Regions from separate parts of the Homo sapiens genome. Here region 1 is linked to region 2. Evidence: read pairs that join two places in POLR2A ChIA-PET (ENCODE). Cell type or tissue: CD4-positive, alpha-beta T cell. All regions are shown on one strand. Each heading gives the region's core, and the rest is flanking DNA. Links, peaks and the distances in the headings are about the cores only. Region 1 overlaps RAD51B (RAD51 paralog B). Region 2 has its middle 34 kb from the start of RAD51B-AS1.

The links. Peaks named below come from ENCODE experiments on the same cell type or tissue, not always from the same donor. Only the 100,000 strongest peaks of a DNase experiment are listed, where the experiment ranks them.
Region 1: POLR2A ChIA-PET joins it to region 2 with 5 read pairs; 2 of 35 experiments call an interaction of 5 or more read pairs at or near these places.

What each region holds. Positions count from the first base shown.
Region 1 is chr14:68,301,598-68,304,522 of GRCh38, reverse strand. The region is part of intron 8 of RAD51B (RAD51 paralog B); the gene reads right to left. Among named protein-coding and RNA genes, the nearest start is that of RAD51B-AS1, 380 kb to the left of the region's middle. In CD4-positive, alpha-beta T cell, for the core only: no CTCF peak of the experiment used is centred there; no DNase peak of the experiment used is centred there.
Region 2 is chr14:68,718,298-68,721,222 of GRCh38, reverse strand. No RefSeq gene overlaps it. Among named protein-coding and RNA genes, the nearest start is that of RAD51B-AS1, 34 kb to the right of the region's middle. In CD4-positive, alpha-beta T cell, for the core only: no CTCF peak of the experiment used is centred there; DNase peaks (open chromatin) are centred at 1,272 and 2,692.

The DNA of each region.
Region 1 (2,925 bases), core at 192-2,691, 420 kb after region 2:
CTAACAATGACAGAAATATGTGATCATAAGCTCTAGCTGAGGTAGTTGTATGATCATCTTGAAGAGCTGAGTATGGTATACTGGTCAAGAGCACAGACTCTAGAGCAAGACTCTAGGTTTGAATGCCAACTAATTACTAGTTATGCGATCATCAGCAAGTTATGGAAATACTTCGTACTTCAGTTTCTTTGTTTCTAAATTGAGGGTGATAATTGAACCCCACTAAGTTGTTGCATTTTTATGTGCTTAGTATAGTGCCTGACGCATAATAGGCACTCAATATTATTATTGCAATCATTAGCAAAAGGAACATAACACTTGTATTAATTTCCATAGTGCCTTTTTTTTTTTTTGAGACAGAGTCTTGCTCTCTCGCCCAGGCTGGAGTGCAGTGGCGCCATCTCTGCTCACTGCAACCTCCGCCTCACAGGCTCAAGTGATTCTTGTGCCTCAGCCTCCTGGGTAGCTGGGATTACAGGCATGCACCATCACATCCAGCTAATTTTTGTATTTTTCATAGAGATGGTGTTTCGCCATGTTGTCCAGGCTGGTCTTGAACTCCTGGCCTCAAGTGATCTGCCCACCTCAGCCTCCCAAAGTGCTGGGATTATAGGTATGAGCCACCACACAGAGCCCTCATAGTTCCATTTAGTACTTTAAGTCATTTGCTATTTTCTCTCACATCCTAGCAGAGTTATAGATAGCCTGACACCATTTCTAACTGTTAGGCGCCTTGATAAATGGAGGGCTCGCCTGATGTTATTCAGAAGGCTGGTATACCAAAGAAATCTCTCCTGGGTTGGTAAGGTAGGAAGCTAGAACCAGACCTGGCCACCCAACATCTCAGAAAGGTTAAAACTTATTCTAAAGTTCTCATTGCTTTAAGAAGTTTAGGGCTAACCCCACCCCAAAGTGACTTGCCTCAAAGAGATCAAAATCCAAGTTCTATAGTTTCATCTCCATCCCCCTAACCTGTAAATGGCTGCCTGAGAAAATGCTTCCAACTACAAAATGACTCCGTCACTTCCGTATTTCTTTTTCTTTTCTTTTTTTTTTTTTTTTTTTATTATACTTTATATTCTGGGATACATGTGCAGAACGTGCAGGTTTGTTGCATGGGTATACATGTGCCATGGTGGTTTGCTGCACCCGTCAACCTGTCATCTACATTAGGTATTTCTCCTAATGCTATACCTCCCCTAGCCCCCAACCTGGTGTGTGATGTTTCTCTCCCCGTGTCCATGTGTTCTCATTGTTCAGCTCCCACTTATGAGTGAGAACATGCGGTGTTTGGTTTTCTGTTCTTGGATTAGTTTGCTGAGAATGATGGTTTCCAGCTTCATCCATGTCCCTGCAAAGGACATGAGCTCATCCTTTTTTATGGCTGCATGGTATTCCACAGTGTGTATGTGCCACATTTTCTTTATACTTCCCTATTTCAATGGCTCCCTATTACCCTCAGGAAAAAATTCAAACTGATCAGCATGAGGAATAAGACCTTTCTGTTGGGAGCAAGCCCCCCAAAATCTTGCCATAAACTGGCCCCAAAACTGGCCATAAATAAAATCTCTGCAGCACTGTGACATGTTCATGATGGCCATAATGCCCACGCTGGAAGGTTGTGGGTTTATGGGAATGAGGGCAAGAACACCTGGCCTGCCCAGGGTGGAAAACTGCTTAAAGGCATTCTTAAGCCACAAACAATAGCATGAGTGATCTGTGCCTTAAGGATATGCTCCTGCTGCAGTTAACTAGCCCAACCTATTCCTTTAATTTGGCCCATCCCTTCGTTTCCCATAAGGGATACTTTTAGTTAATTTAATATCTATAGAAACAATGCTAATGACTGGCTTGCTGTTAATAAATATGTGGATAAATCTCTGTTTGGGGCTCTCATCTCTGCAGGCTGTGAGACCCCTGATTTCCTACTTCACACCTCTATATTTCTGTGTGAGTCTTTAATTCCTCTAGCGCCACTGGGTTAGGGTCTCCCCAACCGAGCTGGTCTCGGCAATCCGGCCCCTGCCTGGATTCCATGACGGGGGCTTTTCCCTCTGTCAGGTGCACTTTCCCCTTCTCTCTCTCCTATTAAGAACTGCTGTTAATTCTTCACATGCCTCCTTGTTGTAAAGTTCCTAGAGAGCCTCCATCCCCAAGCCAGGACTCCTATCTGTTCCCCAAAAACATCCCAAACCTAATGCCATCATGACACCAAATGTAACCTGCTTACTTGTCCGTCATAGCCACAGCCCTTCCCCTCCCCTGATTGTGAGCTTCCCATAGAGCAGGGACTGTAGCATTTGTCTATGTGTCCCAAGCACCTGTCTAACACATGACCTAGCAGATGGTAGGTGGCTAATAAATATCATTATAGTGTATCACACTAAGCTACTCAGTCACCACCCTTGTGTGAAGGTGGGAGATTTCTCCTTCAAAAGCTGAGCTGTTCCACTTCTGTTCTTTCCTTTCTCACATGGTTCCCTGAATTGCCTATTGCCATTCATCATACAGTATTTATTAACATCAATTATTTATTAACTATTATTGTCAAGCACTTTTCTAAGATGTGGAGATCCAGCACTGAACAAAAGTGACAAAAATTCCTGCCCACAAGAACTTACATTCTGGCCAAGCGCAGTGGTTCACTCCTGTAATCCCACCAATTTGGGAGGCCAAGGCAGGTGGATCACTTGAGGTCAGGAGTTTGACTAGCCTGGCTAACATGGCAAAACCCCATCTCCACTAAAAATACAAAAAAATTAGCCAGGCGTGGTGGTGCATGCCTGTAATCCCAGCTACTCAGGAGGCTGAGGCATGGGAATTGCTTGAGTGTGGGAGGTGGAGGTTGCAGTGAGTGGAGATCATGCCACTGCACTCCAGCCTGGGCGATGGAGTAAAAGTATGTCTCAAAAAAAAAAAAAAAAA
Region 2 (2,925 bases), core at 289-2,788:
TTGACTGGTAAATTTTTTTTTTACACTTACTTTGCTAATTCTCCATCTCTTTCTTTATTGGGTTAAGGATATGTTGCAAGGAGAGTTCTAGGAGTTGAAAGTAAAATACTGTTAATTCAAAAATGAATAAATATGCTCCTAGCAATGGATTTTTATTAGTGTTCAATTAGTAGAGTGTGATCAAGGATCTGGGATAAAAGACCTCACCCTTGATGGGGCCCCCTGGAGCACCTCAATCCTTAGCTCTTCTGGTAACCACCAGGGAGAGTTGAGCATTATTTGTCAGATCCTTTCAGCTAAGTTTCAGACTGAAGGCAATGAACAAAGGTGCTCAACATGATTCGTTGCTAGAGAAACACAAATTAAAACCGTAGTGCGATACCATTATACACCAAAACTAAAACTTACTTGAAAAACGTTAAAAACTTAGGCTGAGCATGGTAGCTCATATCTGTAATCCCAGCATTTTGGGAGGCTGAGGTGGGAGGATCGTTTGAGGATAGGAGTTTGACACTAACCTGGGCAAGATAGTGAGACCCCATTTCTAAAAAATTAAAAAATTAGCCAGGCATTGTGGTGCACGCCTGTAATCCCAGCTACTCTGGAGACTGAGATGGTAGGGTCACTTGAGCCCAGGGAGGTTGAGGCTATAGTGAGCCATGTTCGTGCCACAGCACTCCAGCCTGGATGACAGAATGAGATCGTGTCTCAATTAAAAAACAAAAACAAAAAGACTGATTTATTCAAGTGCCAAAGAAGATATAGAACAACTTGAAATGCTCATACACTACTGATGGGCATGTAAATTGGTACAACCACTCTGGAAAACTGTTTGGTAACCTCTGCTAAAGTTAAAGCTACTCTGTGATCCAGCAATTCCATTCCTACGTACAGACCTAAGAGAAATGAGTTCATATTTCTTCCAAAAGAAAGGTACAAGAGTGTTTTGCAATTTTATTCATAATAACCCCAAGTTGGAACCAACACAAATGTCCACTCATAAAAGAATGAATAAACAGATTGCAGTATACTCATATAATGAAATACTACATAGAAGTAAAAAGAACAAGCACCTGAAACCACTGATACCACAACATTTTTTGAGTGAAAAAAAGCTAGACATAAGAGTATATATTTTATGTTGTTATTTACATAAAGTTAAAGAGCACGAAAATCAGGCAATGTTGCTGCAGAACAGTGGTTACCTTGGGTAGGAAGTTAGTGACTCAGAGGCAGGAGGAGGGAAATGTTCTATATTTAAATCTGTGTATATGTATCTTAGGTGCACACATTTGCAAAAACCAAGCTGCTAATGTAAGATTAGTGCACTTCAAAACCACAAAGTGATATCATTTCACACCCACTAGCGTGGCTAAAACAAAAGAGACAAGACAATAATAAGAGCTGATGAGAATGTAGAGAAATTGGAGCCCTCGTATATGGCTGTGGGACTGAAAAGCAGTGTTTCAGAAAACATTTTGGTACCTCCTTAAAAGTTAAGCATTAAGATGCCATATAGTTGGCAATTCCATTCCTAGGTATATACCCAAGAAAATTGAAAACATGACCACACGAAAATCTGTACATGAATGTTCATAGAAGCTTTATTCATAATAGCCAAAAAGTGGTAGCAACCCAAGTGTTCATCAACTGACAAATGAATACACAAAATGTGCTGTGTCCATAGAGTGGAATATTATTTGACAATGAACCTTGAACATGTTACGCTAAGTGAAAGAAGCCAGTCACAAAAGGCCATATGGTAAATGATTCCATTTGTATGAGATGCTCAGAATAGTGACAGAAAGTAGATTAATGGTTGCCAGGGGCTGGAGAGGGTGAAATGGAGAGTGAGGGTTTTTTTTTTTTTTTTTTTTTGGTGGGGGGCGAGGAAAATGTTCTTAAATTAAGTAGTGATGAGATTTCTCTGTGAATATAGTATTATAAAAACCTGTGAATTGTATACTTTTAAAGGGTGAATTTTATGGTATGTGAATACTTCAATAAAGCTGTTATTAAAAGAAGATTATTAGACCTTACTGTATGTATTTACACCTCATTAAGAAGACAGAGAATGAACGGTAAATTGTCAGAATTTAGAATCCGAAAAATTTCAGAATTCTTCAATGGAAAATGACAAAACAGGGAAAGGGCATGGGTTGGGAATAAAGAGAGTAGATATCAGTTTGAACAGCTTCTCAAAGTGCCAGGTACTTTATGTCCATTATTTCATTTAATTGTCAAAGGACTCCTATAACACATATATTCCCAGTGGGCTCCTTCCGCAATTCTCAAAGGCCGCCAAAGCCAGGACTTGGGGTCTGAAGGTGTCTCTGCTTCATTGTCTTGTGCTGCCCCTCAGATGCACTCCCAGTGGGGTTAGGGTTGGCCTTGGGTTGACCTTGTCCGGCATACTCACTTGGTGGAAGAGGATCCTGAGACCCAGACACATGATGTGACTTATGTAACATCCCACAGCCACCCCGTGGCAGAACTGGATTAAACCCTGATGCCCCAGTGTAGGATTCTTTGGTTAATAGCTGATAAGGTAAAAAGCACTATACCAAGCACCTTATTACATAGATCTGCTTGGTCACAAAGCAGTCTGGAAGGGTTCAGTGCAGTGAGGATGTGTCCACCTGGGGCACAGAAACCCTTTTGGGTTTCTCAGAGCAGTTCTTGTGCCAGCCACCAGGGCACTTGCAGCTGCCTTGTATGTGGCAGCTGAGTTGTGCATCACCACGTGTGTGGATAGGTTAACTGGTAGGCACACACTATGGAATACCCATGGATCTTAGAAGCAGGGAATGATATGCACATACTGTCACATGGTGATACCTTAGAACTGGAAAAAAGAGCAGGAAACCAAATGCTATTTACAGCATACCATTTATGAATTAAAAATACAATCCTCCTACAGAATAA